Regions from separate parts of the Homo sapiens genome. Here region 2 is linked to region 1. Evidence: read pairs that join two places in POLR2A ChIA-PET (ENCODE). Cell type or tissue: PC-9. All regions are shown on one strand. Links, peaks and the distances in the headings refer to the core of each region. The heading gives the core; the rest is flanking DNA.

Region 1 (4,385 bases), core at 194-4,193:
TTCTGCATTTGTTTTCTTAAAGTTAATTCCCCTAGTTCCTGGAGATCATCTTTAATTTGACTTATGATTTGGGGGTGGCCCACCGAACAAAATCTCATAGGGTAAATACCCAGTTTGTTTGGTGGGGGTGCACCTGACTCAGAGGAGGACCATAGGCAAAACCTGATCCTATCTCAGATGAATTTCCTGGCAATATTTCTTCAGTAGCTGCTTGAGTGTCCGGTTCGTGGTTCCACTTTTCCTGAACTTTGTGGCCGATAGGCTGTGTGTAACTTCCATTTTATTTTTAACAGTCTTGTTAAATCTTGCACTATTTCAGCTACAAATGCTGACCCATTGTCTGACTTTAAAGTTAGAGGCAGTCCAAACCCGGGGATAATGTCTCTTAACAGTACTTTAGTCACTTCTCGTGCTTTTTCTGTCCTAGTGGGGAAAGCCTCACTCCATCATGAAAAAGGTGCAAATAAACACTAGCATATACTGCCAGCCTCCAGCATGGGGCATTTCGGTAAAGTCTATAAGCAAGTTTTTCACAAGGCATGAAGGCATGGCTCCTTCTCAGTTCAGTGTCCCAGAGGAAGGATACTTTTTCTTCCCCCGACCCAACCTTTGTAACTTTATATAGTGGCTTAGCCATCAGTGAGAAATTTGGGATCCAGATGTGGCAGAATCCTGCTGCCTTCAACTTCTAATGTGACCACGGGATCCTGGAGGCTTAATGAAAAGGAGCCTGGTCTGTCCTAGTCCTCATACCCTTCAGCTCTTGCCAGCCCAATCAGATCAGTATCTGGTTCCTCTAACGTGCGGCAGCCCTTGGCCAATGACTTCTTTATATCACAGCATTTACCACTCTCTTTATTACCTTCTGGACATTCATCCTTCCCGTGTCCTTTCTTTTTGCATCCCGCACATTAATCTCTTTCTAGCCTTGTCTGGCTCTTGAATCTCTGCCTAACTTGACCGCTTCCACATCCACATTTGCGTCCACGTCCTCTCACATTGCTAATCTCTCTATAAAGACTGCTGCCAACAGATTGGCCTTTTTCTTAAGCCTTCAATCTGCTTCCTTTTTCCTTCCTGAGTTCTCCTGTTCCTAAGGCCAGCGGGCCAGGCAATGACACCGGCCCCGCCCCCACGCACACACTGCCGTAGGTCTCTCCTGTTTCTTTCGGATTTCTGTTTTTACTTTCTTCTTTCCCTTCTCACATTTACTCTTTTGGGCTGGGTGGGGTCTGCACAACCGTAGTCCCCCTGGGCCATCATTGGCCCAGAGGCTTGGGAGATGCCTGCCGCAAAATGTCAGAATTATGCCCTTCCATCTCCTTTGCTCTTCTCCCGGTGCTGGTCCCCCCCTCCCCCCTCTTTTTCCAGATAGAGCCGGGCTGGGGAAAGGGGCTTAACCCTTGGCGTGCCTAGCTGCCTGGCACCACACTTGTTGCTTTTGCTCTTTTCTGTTTTGTTCTCTGGTCCTGATTAACGTACACTGAGTGGCATTCATGCCTGCAGCTTCTGCTTGATGTTACCCTGGGCTTGCCCTTCCAATGCTGTGTTTACCATGTGCTGATTTTCAGCAGCCTCAGGGTGAAATGGGGTGTAAAACCAGAATACTTCACAAAGTCTCTGTAATACTTCACAAAGCCACTGACTTAGGCTCTCATCACCTCCCTGAAGCACTTTTGAAATCTTCCCTATATTAATTGCTTTCTATCAGCTCTTATCCCTTGCAAAAGCGACCTTTTGGTACCTCTGCAAACGCTGAAGTTGTGTTGCATCCACCAGGTCCCAGTTGGGATCTTGGTCTGGGAACTGACTCTGAGCACGTACCTGAGCATTCACTGCATCTTCTGGTGCATTGGCTTCTAGCCAGCAGAGAGCTGCCTATGTTACTCTCCTGCACTCCTCAGTGTTAAATAATGTGAGGAGGAGCTGCCTGCAGTCTGGCCCGGTTGGATTGCATGTCAGAAAGATGGATTGCATCAGATCTGTAAGAGCTTGGGGCTTCTCCGTGTAGGAGGGAATGTGGCATTTCCAGTTTAAAAGATCAGTGGTTGAAAAGGGCTGGTAGATGAAAGTTCATTGCCCCCTTGAACCTGGCCTTGATCATAATAATAGATGGGTCCTCGCACCTCCCTGAGAGGCATTTGCATAGCTCAAGCACAGCCAGATCTGAGACTGCCTGCTTGACTATCTTGACTTCCTTCCCTGGCCTCTCGAGGCTCCGATTCTGCCCTTTGGGGTGAAACTTGGGGTGTGTTAGCTCCTGAATCTGGTTCCTGGGGGGCTGTTAGCCTTGGCAAAGGGGGGTAGGCTGGGACGAATCTCTGTTCCCTCTGGCAGCTCCTGCAAAACTGGCTTCTCTTGCTCTCTCTGGAACTTCCCCTTTAACTCTGTGTCTGCCAGTGAAGCTGCTAAATAGGGCTGGATCCAGGCTGCTCTTGTCTGTGCTATATTTAACCATGAATCAATTTAAGGAAATTTGTCTGGGTACCCTGGCTGTCCTCCAAGCCCTGTCACCACCTTAAATGCACAGCCAATTATCCCTATCTATAGTTCTTTCAGTCAGCCACCCAACACCAAAAGAAGGCCACTCTAATTCACAGAGAGTTCTCAATCTTTGGGGGTTTAGCTTAAGTCCATAATCCCTTGCAAAATCTTTCTTAAGGTTCTGTAACATGTACTCCAATGGAGTAACTTTTGATGACTTTCCTCCCATTCCTCCCTTTACGACACAGCACAATCACTCTTGCACACTCACTGTTCCTCTCATTTCGGCCGAATATACCATCTCCTATTATGGGAGTTTTCAGATGCTGCTTGGCTTTGCAGAGGTCCTTATTCTCACTGCAACTCTGAGCTATGGGGCAGCTCCTATTAGCCATATGCAGATCACCACTAGTCTTAGTTGGCCCCACACGTTCTTGGAGGATACAGTCCATGCTAAGAGATCTGTGACTCCCCACTTCACAGCTGATGAGCCTAATTAGGCCCCTCCATTCACACACTTCCACACACTTCCCCACTCCCAGTTCCCGTGTTTGTAATTGGGGTGGCAAGCCACTCTCACCCCCTCTACTTTCCCAGTTGGGGTGGTGAGCCACTCTTGCCACCTCCAGTTTCCTAGTTGGGGTGGCGAGCCACTCTTACCATCTCCAGTTTCCTAGCTGACTTAGCGAGCCACTCTCGCATCCTGTGTCGACTGGGGTGTGAGATTCATCCGAATTGATGAGCTACTCCTGTTGCCCCCAGCCCCTCTGGGTCGAACTATTCGGCACATCCCAGGAGGTGATTAGGCTCCCCTTCCATCCCCATGGGACAGGTCCTGCCTTGGGCCCTAAAACCTTACCGCAGTTCCTGAAGGGTGCTGTTTCTGAAATTGTCCTGTAGCTCCTTTCAGGTTCCATTGCACTGCTGGGTAGGGGCGCCGGGTCAGGGGAGAGCTGATTTCCTCTCCGGGCTGAAGTTCTTCCAGTGGTACCTGGGGTCACAGGTCTCCTGAGGCCCAGGGCTCCAGCGCCCAGAGCCAAAGGAAACAGTAAACCTGCTGTCTCTGGTCCTTTTGTGGTCACCAAAAATGTTGCAGGAAACTGAGGACCAGAGAGACTGATATGAGAGTACAGAAGGATTGTTCATTGTAGGTACACGCCAGCTCAGTGGACTCACATCCAAAAAGCTGAGCATTAAACAAAGACAGAGACAGGTTTTTATAAGCAGACTTACAATAAATAAACCCAAACGTTTATCAAATATGATAGGTCACATAATCTATAGCATAGCATAACTTGTGGCCTTGCATAGCTGGTGGCCTTGTAGCTGCATTGAAAGAAAAACAACAAGTGGCTAAATACAGACATTTGTAAAACATAATCATGCTTAAGAAGCCTGGGAAAGGAGTAACAGTAAAAGAATTTGTCTTTCTTTTTTTTTCCTTCAACCTTGCTCTGGAGCTGGGGGGTGTCTGGGGTCCATTCCTTTGGCCTTGGCTTCTCAAACAGTATTATCTTATAACTGTCCTTGAAGTGAGCTTGCTGCACTTTCCTCTGCTAGGCAGAGGAAAACCTGTTTTTTTCTTTTTAACCCTTGCCTTGCCTGTTACTTTCAGAGTGAATGAATGCATATTTATTTTTAAATTTCTGCCTCAATAGGAGGGGGTGGGGAAAGAAGAGAACTCCTCACAGTCAGATTTATAAGGCAGTGGGAGAGGCCAGATAATTATTTCTGTCTCCTCTACAAAGAGGGAGAGCGAGGTGGAAAAGGAGCAGGCTTAAGAAGACTGTCCTGGGCTGAATTGTGTCTATCTGCCAAAGCCTAACCCCTGCCACCAATTCATACATTGGAGTCCTAACCCCAAGTACCTCAGAATGTGACGTATTTGGAGGTGGGGTCTT
Region 2 (4,385 bases), core at 210-4,209, 54 kb after region 1:
ATGCCACTGCACTCCAGCCTGGGTGACAGAGTGAGACCCTGTCTCTTAAAAAGAAAACAACAACACACTGTAAGCAGAGGCCTCTGGAGAAAGACTGAAGACAGCCTGATGGAGGGGAAGCAGGTGCTAGAAGCAAGGGAGATTTCTGGAAGAGCCTTTTTTGTCTCTCTGAGCTTTCATTTGCTTGTCCTCTTACCTTGTCCCCATAGAATTTAAGGCATACTCACAATGCAACAGCATAAAATAAATCAAATAGGTACTATGTGTGAAGAAATGGAGAAAAGGAAAAATCAGTGTAGAAAAATAAGAAAAAGCAAGAGTGAGGTTGGTGCCTACAGTTCACAGCATGTGATAAGGACTGAGCATTTATTCTATTATTTGGTCATAAAAATGCAGGCTGTAAGGGCCTACACACACCAGCTTATCGCAGACTTGGCTCTGAGCTTTCCTGCAGCCAATACAAACAGGGAGACACAACAGAGAATTGCCATGCTGGGAGCTAGATGTCTATGCTGATCCTGCTTGTGACTAAAGTCTGAATCTGGGCTAAGTCACACATGTCCTGACACTCTGGAAGCTCTGTCTGGTGGGTCTGGGAACGGGGGAGAAGTGAAAGAGGAAGTAGCAAGGAAAGATGCAGAGGCGGAGCCTGGGAGCTAGGGCAGTGCCAGGTGGGACTGACATGGCACCAGGAGTCCCTCCTGCAGGGATCTGTCCTGATTCAGGTCAGCTGCATCCTGCATCTCTAGGGAATGAGACCACATCTGCAACTCACCAGGACTGTTCACTGTTTTTTCCACCCCCCAATCTCACTCCCACTCAATCCCTTGGATGTGGGAAGGAGAAATACTTAAGCTGAATGTTGCTGTGGCCCATTTGATGACAGGTTACCAGTGTGGGGGATGACCCCCAATGACTGCAAGAAGTGGTCCAGATGTCAGAAGTGGGTACCACCCTGAGGTCCCTAATAAGAAGGAATTGAGGATTAGGTTAGCTGTAAGGGTTTCCTGGTCAAAACAGACCCCAACCAGCCCACAGGATATCTGTCCAATACTCCATGTGCATCAGGCTGAGTGAGGGGCTGAGGTAAGACCCCTCCTGGACTCAGGAACAAAAACCAAGCCAAAGAAAAGGTGAGACTCCCTCCCTTGATGAAGAAAACTGCCCCATTAGAAAGTAAGAGAGAGTAGCTCAGTGTGCCAAGTAGTTCTGAGCAGAGAACTATCCATGAGCCTGAAAGAGGGCGCACGCTGGAGTCGCTGGAGAAGGATGGAGGTGATGTGGTTTTGGTAGTTTAACAGATCAGAGGTTTCCCAACCTGCTGGAAAGAAGGGGGGTCTGCCTGGAGATGGCCTCAAAACTGGCTCAAGAATAAGATGAGTGGTAAGGAATTCTCCTTACAGGACACCTACGGAAAACACATTTAGTTGAAAGCAGAGCATCTGGTAAATTCTAAACTCATTTTGTGACAATTTCACCTCTGAGGTGATGGCAGATGTGATCGGGGACGAGTCATCAATGATTTCTGTCCAGTGGTACAGAATTGCTCACTGAAGGCCAAGTCCTTGGAGAACAGGGGAGAATCAGAGAAAGTAAGGTCAGATTGTTGGCATCTGCCCTCAGCTTCAGGAGGGAGGACTGCAACAGTTTCGAGAAAAAGAGTCATGATCCTGTGAACTGAGACACTAAACAGCAAAATGATTCAGGAGGGTTAGGAGACTGTCAGCAATAAAATCCCAGCTATAAAATCACAAATGATCCTTTGGAGGCATTAACAACATAGCTAAAGAGCCTGGGGAAGCTGCTCAGCAGGGGCTGCAGGGAGCTCAAATTTCAGATCATCTCTGAGGATGTAGCCAAGGGCACCCAGCCAAGGGCAGATAGAAGGGAGGGGCCAGCCTGAAGATGATGTTGGCAAGTGAGAGTGCAGGATCTAGGGAAGGCAGAACACTCTAAGGCCAGAAGGCAGGAAACACTTTGACCCAGTGCTTAGGGCAGAGTGGTGAATGCTCACAATAGCAGAAAGAATGAGATTCATCACGACGCATTCTGGCAGAGAGAACAGAAAACAAAACATGAGAGTGAAGGGAACAGAAGTCACTGGGGAACAACTAGGCCCAAGATGAGCTTCAAGGCATTTTACAAGGTCTCTCCCGGTCCCTTGTGGACAAGGTAGCAGAATCCTTGAATGGACTTACAGCAGGCTGGGATGTCTAAGCCCCCGGAATGCTGATGGCTGGATCTGGTCCTGTCGGCAAGTTTGTGTGGGACTCAGTGAGGAGCCCCCTTCTAGGAGAGACAGTCTCCGCTACAGGCACAGGTCACCAAAGAAAAACACAGTATCCGTATCTTCCCCTACAAAAGGGTGTACCATACAAAAATGTTTGACTCTTACAGAGAGACTCTGACTAACCATTCACAGCTGTATCCCTAGAGCCTGGAATAGTGGTGCCTGGCAGACAGCAATAAATACCTGCTGAATGATTAAATGAAAAAGTGATGAGAAGAGAAAACAAAGCAGAAAGTGTGGGGGCCAGATTTAAGAACCAACAAGCCAGAAAGTAGCATCCGGGCACATTTTGGGAGACAGCTGGCCAGGCAGGACTACCACCCAGGGCCTGCTTCTCCCATAACCTCTGGAGGGAAACAGAGTCTTGGTGGGCACAGGCATGCTGGAGCCCAGTGCAGAGCTGGAATCGGGCCCTCAGCCGCCTCCCCAGGGGAGGCCTCTCACCTTGTCCCAGATCTGCTCACTGGTCCCCAGAGTGCTCCCTACCAGAGGGTTGACCCCTGCGCTGCACACCAGGAAGTCGACGCCCCCACAGTGCTCCAGGGCCTGCGGAGAGGAGATTGGATGAGTGTGGAGATGGCCTGAGGAGGACTATCCCTCCCAGGGCAGCCCAGGTCATAAGGCCTTCAGGCAAAGCTTGCAGAGCTCCTAAAGGAAAATGACCTAGGTGTCCCAAGGGCAGGCTCCTGGGGCCAGGCACTGAGAGAGGAAGGTCTGCTCCAGGAGTCCCTCTGGGGACCTCCCTCACCCCTTCAGACTCCTCCTCCACAGTGATTCTCCCCGGGCCTGGGGGTGGGGTGAGGGTCCTCTCACGAACAGGTCACTTTCCTGAGGGACCTTCTGGGTAGCGAGGTTAGCTTGGGCAGCCTGGGTGCAGTCATGGTCTCAGGACATATTCTAGACCCACCCCACAAGGGCCAAGCAGTGAAGGAAAGGTTCTGCATGTTCCCCTCTCTGTGTCCTTCCACCGCCTGCCCCCTCACCTTGGCCACCAGCTGCTCCCGGTCCTCAGCCTTCCCCACGTGGCACACAATGCCCGCCACACTCAGCCCCTCCCCCTGCAGCTTGGCCATGGCCCGGTCCACGTTCTGCTGCTTCCGGCTGCTGATGACCACGTGGGCCCCGTCCCGGGCCAGACGTCGGGCGATGGCAAAGCCGATCCTGAATGCAGAGATGGAGGGCAAAAGTCAGCCTCAGCCTCTCTCCACTGTCCTTCCTCTACCCAGCTCTGGAAATCAGCAAATAAGGCTGGGTCTTGCTTTAAAACCCTGAGTCCTTGTGGAAGCCACAAGGACCCTGTGAGGGGCCAGGACCCATGGGCAATCCAGCACTCACCCACTGGTGGACCCCGTGACCACGGCTACCCGGTTAGCCAGGACGCCCTTCCTGTCTATCCCGGTGCTGCTCATCCTCACAGAAAGCCTAGCACAGGGATGAAACCAGCCCTGGTAGCCCCGGGCAACTGCTGACAGCATAGTGGTTGGTGTCTGAGATGCTTCCTGCTGAATCAGGCCTGGGGGAAAGAATCAATTTCACTTATCACTGATGCCTCAGTGAGCATGAAGGTAATCTACCCTCCTCCTTCCTCCAGACAGACAAGGCCAGCAACAGAAAGTGGCAGAGAGTCAGGCTGGTTAGGGTAAATTTCAAACATGTGAACCTCAGGTCAGGAAAGCAATCCATGAAAACTCCTAAGCTATAAAACTGGGGAAATTATTCACAAATTAAAATGTGAGACTCAACATTCATTAGACAAGGGTGATTTTTCCATCCATTGCATAGCAAACATTGAGCACTGGCAATGTGTCAAGCACTGGGCAGTAGAGGCGGGGACACCTTAGTAAACGACAGACTCAGCCCTGGACCCCAACCATGCAGCTTCCCAGTTAAATGAGATGCCAGGCACCAACAAATAATTATACCAGTTATTAATTAACTGCTTCTGTGTCTGGAATTGGTGGGTTCTTGGTCTCGCTGACTTCAAGAATGAAGCCACGGACCCTCGCAATGAGTGTTACAGTTCTTAAAGATGGTGTGTCCGGAGTTGTTCATTCCTCCCATCCGGAGTTGTTCATTCCTCCCGTCCGGAGTTGTT

What was found. Peaks named below come from ENCODE experiments on the same cell type or tissue, not always from the same donor. Only the 100,000 strongest peaks of a DNase experiment are listed, where the experiment ranks them.
Region 2: POLR2A ChIA-PET joins it to region 1 with 8 read pairs; 4 of 35 experiments call an interaction of 5 or more read pairs at or near these places.

The regions. Positions count from the first base shown.
Region 1 is chr14:23,692,305-23,696,689 of GRCh38, reverse strand. It overlaps LOC105370408 (a long non-coding RNA gene), which reads right to left and starts at 3,959. Exons shown (of 3, transcript XR_943609.2): 1 at 3,718-3,959; 2 at 3,344-3,584. RefSeq lists an enhancer at 1,796-2,312. In PC-9, for the core only: no CTCF peak of the experiment used is centred there; a DNase peak (open chromatin) is centred at 1,969; H3K4me3 peaks cover 1,599 bases; H3K27ac peaks cover 3,793 bases.
Region 2 is chr14:23,638,245-23,642,629 of GRCh38, reverse strand. DHRS2 (dehydrogenase/reductase 2) reads right to left here. Exons shown (of 9, transcript NM_005794.4): 2 at 3,626-3,803; 3 at 3,274-3,451; 4 at 2,735-2,836. The coding sequence starts at 3,765. Among named protein-coding and RNA genes, the nearest start is that of DHRS2, 4.1 kb to the right of the region's middle. In PC-9, for the core only: no CTCF peak of the experiment used is centred there; a DNase peak (open chromatin) is centred at 1,949; H3K4me3 peaks cover 2,466 bases; H3K27ac peaks cover 3,101 bases.